Linked DNA regions of Homo sapiens: region 1 is linked to region 2. Evidence: chromatin loops called from intact Hi-C (ENCODE). Cell type or tissue: A673. All regions are shown on one strand. Each heading gives the region's core, and the rest is flanking DNA. Links, peaks and the distances in the headings are about the cores only. Region 1 has its middle 18 kb from the start of C22orf42. Region 2 overlaps SLC5A4-AS1 (SLC5A4 antisense RNA 1).

Region 1 (7,900 bases), core at 1,846-5,845, 130 kb before region 2:
GCTGAAGATTAACCCCCACCCTAATCGCTTGTGCTATCTATAGATCACAGACAATGGTGTGGAGAAATACTTGCCTTGCTTACCCCCACCTAGTCATGTACCCCATGCTTGCTCAGTCTATCACGACCCTGTCACGTGGACCCCTTAGAGTTGTAAGCCCTTAAAAGGGCCAGGAACTCTTTCTTTGGGGAGCTCGGTTCTGTTCTTATGACGCAAGTCTGCTGACCTCCCGGCCTAATAAAGCCTCTTCCTTCTTTAACCCGGTGTCTGAGGAGTTTTGTCTGTGGCTCATCCTGCTACATTTCTTGGTTCCCTGACCGGGAAGTGAAGCAGCCCCTTAGGTGGCTTAGGCTTGCCCTGTGGAGCATCCCTGCAGGGGACTCTGGCCAGCTTGAGCTACGTGGATCCTGAGCATGCTCCTGGGTAGGCATTTGCCCCGGTGGAATGCCTTGTCAGAGCAGTGCATGGCAGGCCCCAGCAGAGGATCAATGCAGTGGCTGAGCACCGGGAGGGAACTGGCGCTTGGAGTCCGTATATCTGGAACATGGTAGGACTGGTCTTGGGAACTTGCCCACTCCATTTGAGTGGAAGCATGGCCTGATCACCCACAGAGTGCCTTTATCGGCACTTTGGTTTTGGTTTTGATTTTGACTTGGTTTGAATTCCTTGGCAAACGGGCGTGCCTTTGTCGGCACTTTGGTTTTGGTTTTGATTTTGACTTGGTTTGAATTACTTGACAAATGGGCGTGCCTTTATCGGCACTTTGGTTTTGGTTTCGATTTTGACTTGAATTGCTTGACAGGACCTGTCTTGGGAACTTGTCCACTCCATTTGAGTGGAAGCATGGCCTGATCACCCACAGCGTGCCTTTATCAGCACTTTGGTTTTGGTTTTGGTTTTGGTTTTGACTTGGTTTAAATTGCTTGACGAACGGGCGTGTCCTTTATCTGCACTTTGGTTTTGGTTTTGATTCTGATTTGGTGTGAATTCCTTGAACCCATTAACCCACGGGTGGCCCGAATGCATTCAGTCTGTAGCGGCAACTGCTTTGCTGACAGAAGAAAGTAGAAAAATAACTTTTAGAGGAAACCTCATTGTGAGCACACCTCACCAGTTCAGAAGTATCCTAAGTTAAAAAAAAAAAAGCAAAAAGGTAGCTTAATAACTCAAAAATCTTAAAGTATGGGGCTACTCCGTTAGAAAAAGATGATTTAACATAAACCCCTGAAAATTCCCTTAACCCAGAAGATTTCCTAACAGGGAATTTAAATCTTAATTACCATACAAAGATCCGACCAGACCTAGGAGGAACTACCTTCAGGACAGGATGATAGATAGTTCCTCCCAGGTGATTAAGGAGAAAAACCACAATGGGTATTTTGTAATTGAGGAAAACTCTTGTAGAAGTAGAGTTAGGAAAATTGCCTAATAATTGGTCTGCTCAACTTTGCCACCCAGCCAAGCCTTGAAGTACTTACAGAACCAGGAAAAAAAAAAGCCATCTATACCAATTCTAAGTTAATCTGGACTAAACAAAGTCTTATTAATAGCAAAGGATAATTGAAATCCCACACTTACAAGGTTTTCAACAAAAGTAAAGTTGTTTTGCTAAAAGTTAACAGTGTAACGTGTATGATAGTAACTTCTAATCTGTGGCCTTAGACAGTCTAGTCCACAGACCTGAAGGAAGTTTGCTTTGGAAAAGAATGGTTATCATCTTCGAAAAAAAGAAAAAAGAAAAAAAGTGGGGGTGCAGAATTTATATAAAAAGGAATGTTATATGGAAAATTCTTGTCCTGAAATAAATTAACTAGTTGTTTAAGGAAAGGGATGTTTCCAATAAGTCAGAAAGTTGAGACATGTCGAAGAATTGTCTGTGAAAATCATGAAAAAAAGTGTTAGAAAAAGAAATTTATGCAAGAAATGTTGTATAATTTAAATTAATTATCCTCCTGAATGTAAAACTGTTGAAGAAACAGTTTATGTGCAAGGTATATAAGGAAAGTAAAATATGCCTTTGGTAAAAGGATTATAAGGAAGCATAAGAATGTGGATTTTTACCTACATTAAAAGGTTACAAAAATTGTTTTGAAGGTTTAAGCAAGTTTTGAAACATTAATTGTAAAGAAAATTCTGTGTGTAAACATATTGGCTAAAGTTAAAGGGGTATCATCCAGTTTTTCTGTGAACTGGACATTAAAATAAAAACACAACAGATTTTTCTTAAAGCGCTAACCTGCTCTTTGACAAAAATTATAAAAGGTTAAAAAAGTCTATAAAAGGTCAGACATTAAAAATTGAATAAATATGTCTACAAAGTTTTATTAAAACTGTTTAACATTAATAACACTAATATAAAGGTGAAATCTAGCTTATGTGGTATAAACATACAGGAAGCATTGTCAAATATAAAATGGTGTTTGGCTTTCTTCGGTCTAAATGTTGTGCCCGAGCCAGTTAGAAAAACGCCACACTTTGAGATGAACTAAGAGTCCTTTATTAGCCGGCAACCGAGACACGGCTAACGCTCAAAATTCTCTCGGCCCCGAGGGAAGGGCTTGATTAACTTTAATATCTTGGTTTAGGAAGGGGGGGGCGTCTAGTTAAAACAATTTTACAGAAGTTAAGTAGTCAAAAAGTTAAAAGGATAAATGGTTACAGGAAAGTAAACAGTTCCAGGTGCAGGGGCTTTAAGACTATTACAAGGTGATAGACGCGGGGCTTTGGGCGTTATCAATCAGACGAATTCTTGGGGACTGCGGATATAGCTTGCCACAGTATCTTATCAGTTAATTGCATTCTTGGATGTGCTGGGGAGTCAGCTTGCACAAGTTAAGTCCTTGAGGAAGGGTCTGCCAGTGAAAGAGCCAAGATGGAGTTTGTCTGGTTCTCTTAGCTAAGGGAGAAACAAGGCCAGGTGAATAAGGAAAAAACAAGGTTGGGCATTACATAAAAACTAATAAAAATAGGTGCTAAAGGAAATTTCTCAGTAAGAAGGCACCAAGGACTATAAAGTCCACTGCTGATGTCCCCACATTTAAAATAAAAGGTCCATTTCTTAAAAATTATATACTTGATTTATCTCCCACTTTCCTTTCCCTCAAAACTAAAAGTCTTTTAGCACATGTACCACCCCGAGAATTTCCGGTAAACCAGCACCAGCCTGAAGATCATGTTCTCATCAAAGGGTGGAAAGAAGGAAAACTCGAGCTGTATAAACATGTGGCTGCTGGGCCATTGCATGGTCTCTGTTGATGAGGTTCTGAATTTTTAATTGTATATATTTAAATTTATTTAACCATGAAGAGGCACATATATGACTGAGAACCACACTAGACGGGACAGCTCCAGAGATCCAGAAATGAGGAAGACAAGACTCCCCTATCCTGGTGTTTTTTTTTTTGCAGAATCGTTTGCTGCTCTGATCCTAGCATACATTTAAGGTTACTTCCTGGGCATCTGCATAAGAGCCAGTCACTGTGTGGGGCTGGGGATATGACCATGAGGACAATATCCAGGTCCAGAGGGATTCCAGCAGGGGGCGCTCTTGCACCCAGTGGAAGAGCATGGCCCTGCACACCCTGTCTAGACAAGATCACGGCGGCAGGAGCAGAGAGGTAGGGGCAACTCGCTGTCCTCAGGAGCTCACCCTCATCTCCAGGGACCCTGAATCATAAGCTGGGCAGGCTCCAGGATGAGTGTGGGGCTCAATAGGCTGGACAGGCTGTGAAGAAAACCTTTCCACACCTGCACTAGATCCCAGCCCAGGGGTGATCTAGAACTCATCCCTGGGGTGTGTTCATTAAAACATTCATGGGGCCTAACGTGTCTTCCCCAGGACTGAGCTCTGGGATAAGAACAAATGAGGAAGAGACAGTCACTGCCCTGGCAGCAAACACCCATGGCCAGGGTTCCTCTATCCATCTGTGGGAAGACCCCAAGTTTGATACTGAAGATGTTAAACCATCTCCAAAGTAAGTGGAAACTGAGGTGTTGCGGATTCGATGACCTGGACCCTAGGGTCAGTCCCCACCCCTTTGCTGAGCTCACCCTGCACTGGAACTCGTGTCCCTCCCCACTTCCCCTGCTACTCGGGAGCGCTGCCACTGCCCTGGCCAAGAACTGGGGCGTACGTCTAGTTGAAACATATTTCTGGGCCAGACAACCATTGGCCAACAGTGTCTACTGAAGGACCGTTCCCCAGGTGACTTCCAGAAGAGGTGAAAAATGAAAACTTATCTGTCACAGCCCCAGGAAGATCAGGTCTGGGACCTCTCTGTGTCTGGCCTGACCCTGAAGTCCATCCCTACTGACTCGTGTCCTGTCTGCTCTGTGTCAGAAAAGTGGGGACCTGATTCCTGTTCTGCCCCTCTCACCAATTTCTGCTGGTGTCATTGCCATCATCACACAAAGAGATGGGGAAGACATGGTACAATAAGGAAGCTGCTTTCTCGAAGCACTTAGGATGATGTTCACAGCATACTCTCGGCAGACAGGAAGGCCAGGTCCTGCTCACTCCGACTCAGAAGGGGTCTCATATCCTGCCTGGGCCCCGGTGATGATGTTGAACTGATGCCCCTAACCTTGCAACCTTGAGCTTCTCTTCCAACAATGTCCCAATATCCTCATTTTTTTTCCTTCTGATCCTCTAAATCATGTTCCCCTTCAGGTCTAGCATGAGGCTCTCTCTCGCTCTCTCCCATGGAGCCCACTGGGCAGCTGTCCATGAATTCTAAGAACCTCAATGTTGGTAACACTGATATTTTCCTTGAATCATACATAGCAGGGCCCCTGAAGCACCATGGGGAATCTATTCTCTAGAGATGAAAGATGTCTAGGGCAATCTGGTCATGAGAAAATCACTTCTCGGGTGAACAAGTGACATTGCCAAATCAAACAGTTTCATTGTTCTGTTTTGTTCATGGAAAGATACTGACACATACAGGACAATCAAATTCTACTGAAAAGCAATGTATTTCCATAGAATGCCTGCTCCAAAAGAAACCTCAAATCATCATGTGGTCCACTTTATTCACATTCATCATGACTTAAAGCAACTACCTTGGCTTTCTGCGCGTGAAGGTTTTCAGAAGCAAACAAAAACCTATTTCAACAGTAGCATCAACAGGGCATGATGGAGATTCTCCTGTCCCAGTGTTGAGTTTGTCTTCCCCAACCTTGTGAAGCTTGACCTACCCTTTATCCTCCTAGGAAGGAAGCCAAGAGCTCAGCCTGATGCTCAGTCCCTCAAGCAAACCTGTTGTACCCTTTGCATTTTACAGGATTTCCTGAGCAGAGCACACAGAAACTATGACTAGGCTAAGTGAAGAGAGACTGAGTTTCCACATAAACATGGCATTTCCTATCTCTAGTAACATTATCTGAAGATATCTAACATTTGTTAGATGTCATTAGCTTTTTCCTTCCCAGCTTCCTACCACAACTGAGTGTCACATGTGGCTGGGCCAGGGTCTAACTTCAGAGGAACAAGCCCTGCCCCACTCTCTATGCTAAAGATGGCTTGTGGAGGATGAACTCTGAGGCCTTTCCTAGAAAAGGTGGGTGAAGGAGAGAGGTGGCAGGAGTAAAGTATACAGATGAGTCAAATGCTGTGAGGAATAGAAAGGCTAAGCAAGAGGTGACATTTCTTATTTATGTCTTAAATGAAGTTGTTACTGTGTCTTTTTGTATTAACCTATTCTTTAGGTGACTATTTCACATTGACTATGTTCCCCTAGTTGGAAAGCCAAGGCTCGGTCATCATTTCTTTCCACCCCTCTCTGCCTTCCTTCCTTCACCACCAAGGAGGATGGCTCAGCAGCAGCTCAGTCCCTGCTTGTCAACCACCGACCTCCATACACTCCAGCCCCGGTCCACATCCCCCAAGGCTCCTCGTGGGATTCCTAAGCAGCACCAGTGCACTGACTGTCACTCTACTCATTTATTGAAAGAACAGTAGGCAAAATAATTGTATTATATCTTTACTAATCCTTTGTTACAAAGACAAGTAAATAAAAAAAGCCCTTAAAATGCTGCATTTCCCTATTATTTAGAGATAGTGAGTGCTAACCCTGTGATAGTTCTCTTTCTGGTCTTCCCTTTCTTTACACTGTCTGTGCGTCCATTGAGTCGGTGGCTGTTCATGTTCCCACCAGCCCCCGGCAGTGAAACGTCCATCATGGGGGTCAGCACATGGTGAGTGCTGAGCCTCACTACTCTAGCTATGCAGGAGGTCTCCAGTGAGGGTGATGGGTGCCAGGCTAACAACAATGTTGTCCTCTGCATTCTGATGTGGCACTGGCCCTTGTCTGTCTCCTATAGATTGGAGCATTTCTGAGGCTTGAGGTGGTCATGTTATTAAATACAATACAATTATCTTCCTGATTTTCCCCTGCTTTGACCAAGTGCTGAGGAATGACCCCAGCTCTAACAGATGCTGATGTGTACTGTTCTATGTGGTATCTTACCCTTCTCCGAATCTGTGAGCTGACCAAAAGCCTGTGGGCTTTCTATGTGTGTTTCACAGTAATGCCCATGTTAACGCCTGCTGTTCCAGTATCTTTTGCTACCCTGGGTTATGTGACCACTGAGGCCCCCTTGGATGATGGGCAATGTTTGGCATGCTTTATAGGCCATTACAGTTTCAAGTATACACATAAGTGCTGGAACTCCCTGGTGTGGGGACACCTTATCTCATGCCAGAGTGACACAGTTGAGTAACACAGAGCATCAACATTGGGACCCATTTCTGGGTTCATGTTTGCCTCTTCCATTCAGGAGGTTAAAATCTGGGTTCATTCTTTTCTGTACCCTCTCCATCCCACAATATCTAAGTAGGATATTCAACTGGCCTTCCAGTACAGCTGTGATGAGGGAGGAAAGAGGTGATTTATGTGAAGTGTATGGTGGTGGTGGGATTTTTTCTTCCTTTCTATTAGACGAATGACATGACTCGGGAGGCCGAGGTGAGAAGATCACTATAGGCCAGGAATTCAAAAACAGTCACACTTGTACTGTGTTGTGCATGTGGGTCCACATTTTCTGGGGGAAACACACATTGACAAACACACTCATAATCACTACATATTAACTCACTACTAGTTACCTCCCAGCCCTTTTGCACACAAACCCACACCATCTAAATGATATGGCTGTTTCCAGGGACCCTAGCAGATGATCACAGTTCTTCAGTGAGCCATCTGTTTCTCACAACGTACCCCAGGTCCTCACACCTATCAGGAACCTGAAGCCAGGGAGGTTCTCCAGACAAAAGCAGGCAAGAGAATCTTCCCTGACTCATCACTTAGATTTGTCATTAGGAAGGGAGCAGTATTAGAATATGTACAATGTTAGAGAGGGGAGCAATACACAGTGGGGCTCTCGGGGGCTGAAGCAGGAGGGAGGGCATCGGGATAAGTAGCTAATGTATGCAGGGCTTAATAGCTAGGTGATGGGTTGACAGGTGCAGCAAACCACCATGCCACACTTTTACCTATGTAACAAACCTGCACATCCTGCGCATGTATCTCTGAACTTAAAGTAGAAATTAAATTTAAAAAAAAGGAAATTGCCAGAGTAGGCAAATCTAGAAAAACAGGAAGTAGATGAGTGGCTGCCTAGGGCCAGGGATATGCGGGTTGGGGAAAAGAGAGAAGTGACTACTAATGGCTGTGGGGTTTCTTTGAAGGGGGAATGAAAAGATTCTAAAATTAGATTCTAACAATGATTGCACAACCTTGTAAATGTGAAAACACTGAATCACCCACATTAAATAGGTAAATTGTTTTGCATGTCAACTATGTCTCAATAAAGCTGTTTTTTAAAAAATATACTTACCTGGCCAGGCAGAGTGGCTCACAACTGTAATGCCAGCACTTTTGGAGGCTGAGGCGGGCAATCA
Region 2 (4,000 bases), core at 1-4,000:
ATGCCACTGCATTCTAGCAGCAGTGGGCGACAGAGACCCAGTCTCAAAACAAAACAAAACGAAACAAGAAACCAGAAAAAAGAAGACATCTATTAATCAGACCAAAGTCCTAAAAAAGAAATAACATTTAATCAGACCGAAGTCCTAAAAGAGAAATAACATTTAAAAAGAAGACATCTAAAGTTGTAATCATACCCTGCATGTTTTATCCAAGCCTAGAATTCATATTAACACAAAATATATTACTGATAGCTGTTCCACACTTTTTTTGTAGCCCTTGTTAAGACTAAGAATGTATGTATTTTGAATCTGTTTTTGGCTGATAAATGTGTGAACCCCGCACGTTTATAGTCTGTTGAAAGAATATACCTCAAATATAGTCACTGTCTCATATTTTCTTTCTTTTTTTCATCTCAAGTTTGGAAATGTTTGAAAATGCCCATGTATAATGATAATTGTAGTCTCTTTCTTAGAAAGGAAATCACAAATAATTTATATAGAATCTTAATATTTCCACTTATTGATGTACTACAACTCAGATATACTTCCTTTGTGTTACTCTTTGGATGATGTAAAATCAAATTTGCTTCCTTGCCAGGCATGGTGGCTCACACCTGTTATCCCAGCACTTTGGAAGGCCAAGGTGGGAAGATTGCTTAAGACCAGTTCTGGCAATATAGTGAGATCCTCATCTCTACAAAATAGTTAAAAAATTAGCCAGTCTTGGTAGCACACACTGGTAGTCCCAGCTACTGGGGAGGCTGAGGCAGGAGGATGGCTTCAGCCCAGGAGTTCGAGGCTACAGTGAGCCATAATTGTACCATTGCACTCCAGCCTGGGCAACAGAGCAAGACCCTGTCTCAAGAAAAAAAAATTTGCTTCCTTAAATTATATTATTGTTTTAGATGACCTCCAGAGAATCATGAAACTGCAAGGAGGATGAAAAGCAAGAGGAAATATGAAGGAAACCAGATTGATTAAATTATATGTGGATCCAATAGTAATTATTTGTTGTCTACTTTTTGGTAAATATTTTTCATATTTCATATCCAAAATGTAGGCCACACACTTTCGGAGGCTGAGGTGGGTGGATCACTTGAGGCCAGGTGTTTGAGACCAGCCCAGTCAACATGGTGAAACCCCCTCTCTACTAAAAATACAAAAATTAGCTGGGTGTGGTGGCTCATGCCTGTAATTCCAGCTTTGCGGGAGGGAGAGGAACGAGAAACGCTTGAACCGGGGAGGTGGAGGTTGCAGTGAGCCGAGATCATGCCACTGCACTCCAGCCTGGGTGATGGAGTGGGACTCTGTCTCAAAAAAAGGAAAAACAAAACAAAACAAACAGAACAAAATGTAGGCCACAGATACAGCTCTCAACTAAGTTTGACTCTTTTAAGACCACATCAATACAAATAAGAATAGTAACAGATTCTGTTACAAGTGTTTATAAATTGCCAGGGGAGGACAACAGAGAAAGGATTTGCCTTGGGGCAAAAGGAAAGGCCCCTACAGGAAGAAACACTTGATCAGGGCATTGGGTGCAGGAGAGCTTAGCCATTTAGCCATGTCATTCAGGGATAAAGGTTTCCAGGGAGCAGGAAGGGGGAAACTTTGCCTTTGAATTTAAACTAGTATAATTTATAATAATCTTGTGAAGAGCAAGTAGTCAGGATATCCTCAGCTATTAAAAAACAGAAATGATGACTAACTGAGTGGTTATGAGATGCCAGGGGCCCGTGTCTTTTGGTGGGCGTTTCAGAAAGTAGAACGGGGACAGAAAGCTTGGATCCGGACCAGGTCTCTTCATAAACTTCCACACAGCGCCACCTGGAGACAGGGAAGAGGGAGGCAGCTGAGAGAAAACCCTAGGTAGTTTCACTATTACTTCATTTATCAAACGTGGTTCAATATGTCTGCAATAGTCATGCAAAAACTAAAACCTGTTCACACTTTACAGATTAAGCACAAACTATTTACAAATACAGAGAGTAATATTAATGAAATTAAATGTACAGGAATGATTTTGTCTAAAAGCAAAGAAAAAATTATAAATACTGGCCACGGGCAATGTTCTTGAGATTTTTAGATACAGCTGACCCTTAAAAAATGTGGGGTTTAGGGGCACTGAGCCCCCGGCAGTCCAATACCTGTGCATAACTTTTGACTTCCCAATAACTTAAGGATGAATGGCCCATTGTTGACTGGAAGCCTTACCCATAATATCAAGTCCGTTAACGCATATTTTGCATATGTGTTATGTACTGTGTTCTTACAGTAAAGTAAGCTAGACCAAAGAAAATGTTCTTAAGAAAATCATAATGCAGAAAAAATATTTTTATGTGGAAGTGAATTCAACCTCTTCTAAATGTGGATCTTCACAAGAGTAAGTCCTTTTTAATAAATGACTGGTCTAATGAGTGTGGTTTTAGGAAAGACCTGTGAGTAAGTTTGACTAATTTTCTTCATCAAACTGTGAGTTTTTATTTTCATGATCAAAAACAATTTGAAATTAGCTCCATTCATAACAATTAATTTTGATGCCAAATGTTTTGTTTGAACAGTTTCAATCCTGATCCCAAATCTTACCAACGCCCACAATATACAAGACCTAATTTAGAATGATGTGGCAATATTTGTCCATATTAACTGTGAAAACCCTTTAGTGAGGACGATCTCCTTTGTGGCAATCTGCTTATGACGTCAGTAAAAATCTAATATATAGCATAATTAAATCAAAATCTGATTGGATTAAGAATGATAAGCAGGATGTGAATAAGGTGGGAGGAGGGACACTCTACACAAAAACCCTTGTAAGTGGAGCTCACTCCAACTGAGTTGTCAGTGGAAGCAATTGGAGGCCAGGGGAGAACCTAGTGGAGCAGAGGTGAGAATAAATTAAGAAAAAAATTAAAATTTTAATACAGAAAATGTTATCATTTCAGCATGAAATTAACTTTAAGATTGTTTTTAAGAAACAGGGTCTCCCTCCATCACCCAGGCTGGAGTGCAGTGGCACGATCATAGCTCACTGTAGCTTCAACTTCTTGGGCTCAGGCGATCCTCCCGACTCAGCCTCCCAGGGTGCTAGGACTACAGGCACATGCCACTGCACCCAGCCAACCTTTAAAAGTTCTTAACAACATCATTTACATTCTCTATTTCTCATTACATTTTCCAAATCCATTATGCATTTTACACTGAAAGCACATCTCAATTCTGATATGCCCCATTTCAGGTGCTCAAGAGCCACATGTGGCAGGACAGCCCAGTATAGACACTTTTATGACATCAACTTCCCAAAGAAACAATCAAGTCCTGGCTGGACGTGGTGGCTCACGCCTGTAATCCCAGCACTTTGGGAGGCTGAGGCAGGAGGATCACGAGGTCAGGAGATTGAGACCATCCTGGCTAACACAGTGAAACTCCATCTCTACTAAAAATACAAAAAATTAGCCAGGCGTGGTGGTGGGCGCCTGTAGTCCCAGGTACTTGGGAAGCTGAGGCAGGAGAATGGCGTAAACCCAGGAGGTGGAGCTTGCAGTGAGCCGAGATGGCGCCACTGCACTCCAGCTAGCATTTAAAATATCAGAAGCTCAAGGCCCTGAGTCTTTTATATATGTATTTATATTGTGTTTCATTATGTTTCACTAGTAATTGTGCATAGTAGGCCCTGATATCTCTATGTATATAAGGAGGAAAGATTTCCAAGGAGTGTTGTCCTTCAACTCATGACACTCTAATAGCATGTACATTTTTCCATAGAGAGTGGTCACGGCTGAACAATTTCAAGAAGCGAGTCGATGTCTCATCTCCCTATCTTATCTTGAAAAACCCGTGTACCTAAGTCGTGGATGTGTCTGCTGCATCCGCTGCATCAGTTCACTTCTGAAGGAACCCCATGAGGAAGGTGTAATGTGCTCCTTTCGCTCTGTGGCTACTCAGAAGAATGACATCAGGCCCGATTTCCAGCTGGGAAAGATGGATTCTAAAATCAAGGAAC

What was found. Hi-C counts contacts between places; a loop is a spot of excess contacts. Peaks named below come from ENCODE experiments on the same cell type or tissue, not always from the same donor. Only the 100,000 strongest peaks of a DNase experiment are listed, where the experiment ranks them.
Region 1: it touches region 2 in a loop (8-fold over the local background); 5 of 110 quality-filtered maps call a loop at or near these places.

What each region holds. Positions count from the first base shown.
Region 1 is chr22:32,137,366-32,145,265 of GRCh38, forward strand. No RefSeq gene overlaps it. Among named protein-coding and RNA genes, the nearest start is that of C22orf42, 18 kb to the right of the region's middle. In A673, for the core only: CTCF peaks have their summits at 3,522 (motif pointing right) and 3,732; no DNase peak of the experiment used is centred there; H3K27me3 peaks cover 746 bases.
Region 2 is chr22:32,264,526-32,268,525 of GRCh38, forward strand. SLC5A4-AS1 (SLC5A4 antisense RNA 1) reads left to right here. Exons shown (of 4, transcript NR_149072.1): 3 at 3,763-4,000. It also overlaps a transcript of SLC5A4 not described here. Among named protein-coding and RNA genes, the nearest start is that of SLC5A4, 11 kb to the left of the region's middle. In A673, for the core only: a CTCF peak has its summit at 1,834 (motif pointing left); a DNase peak (open chromatin) is centred at 1,796.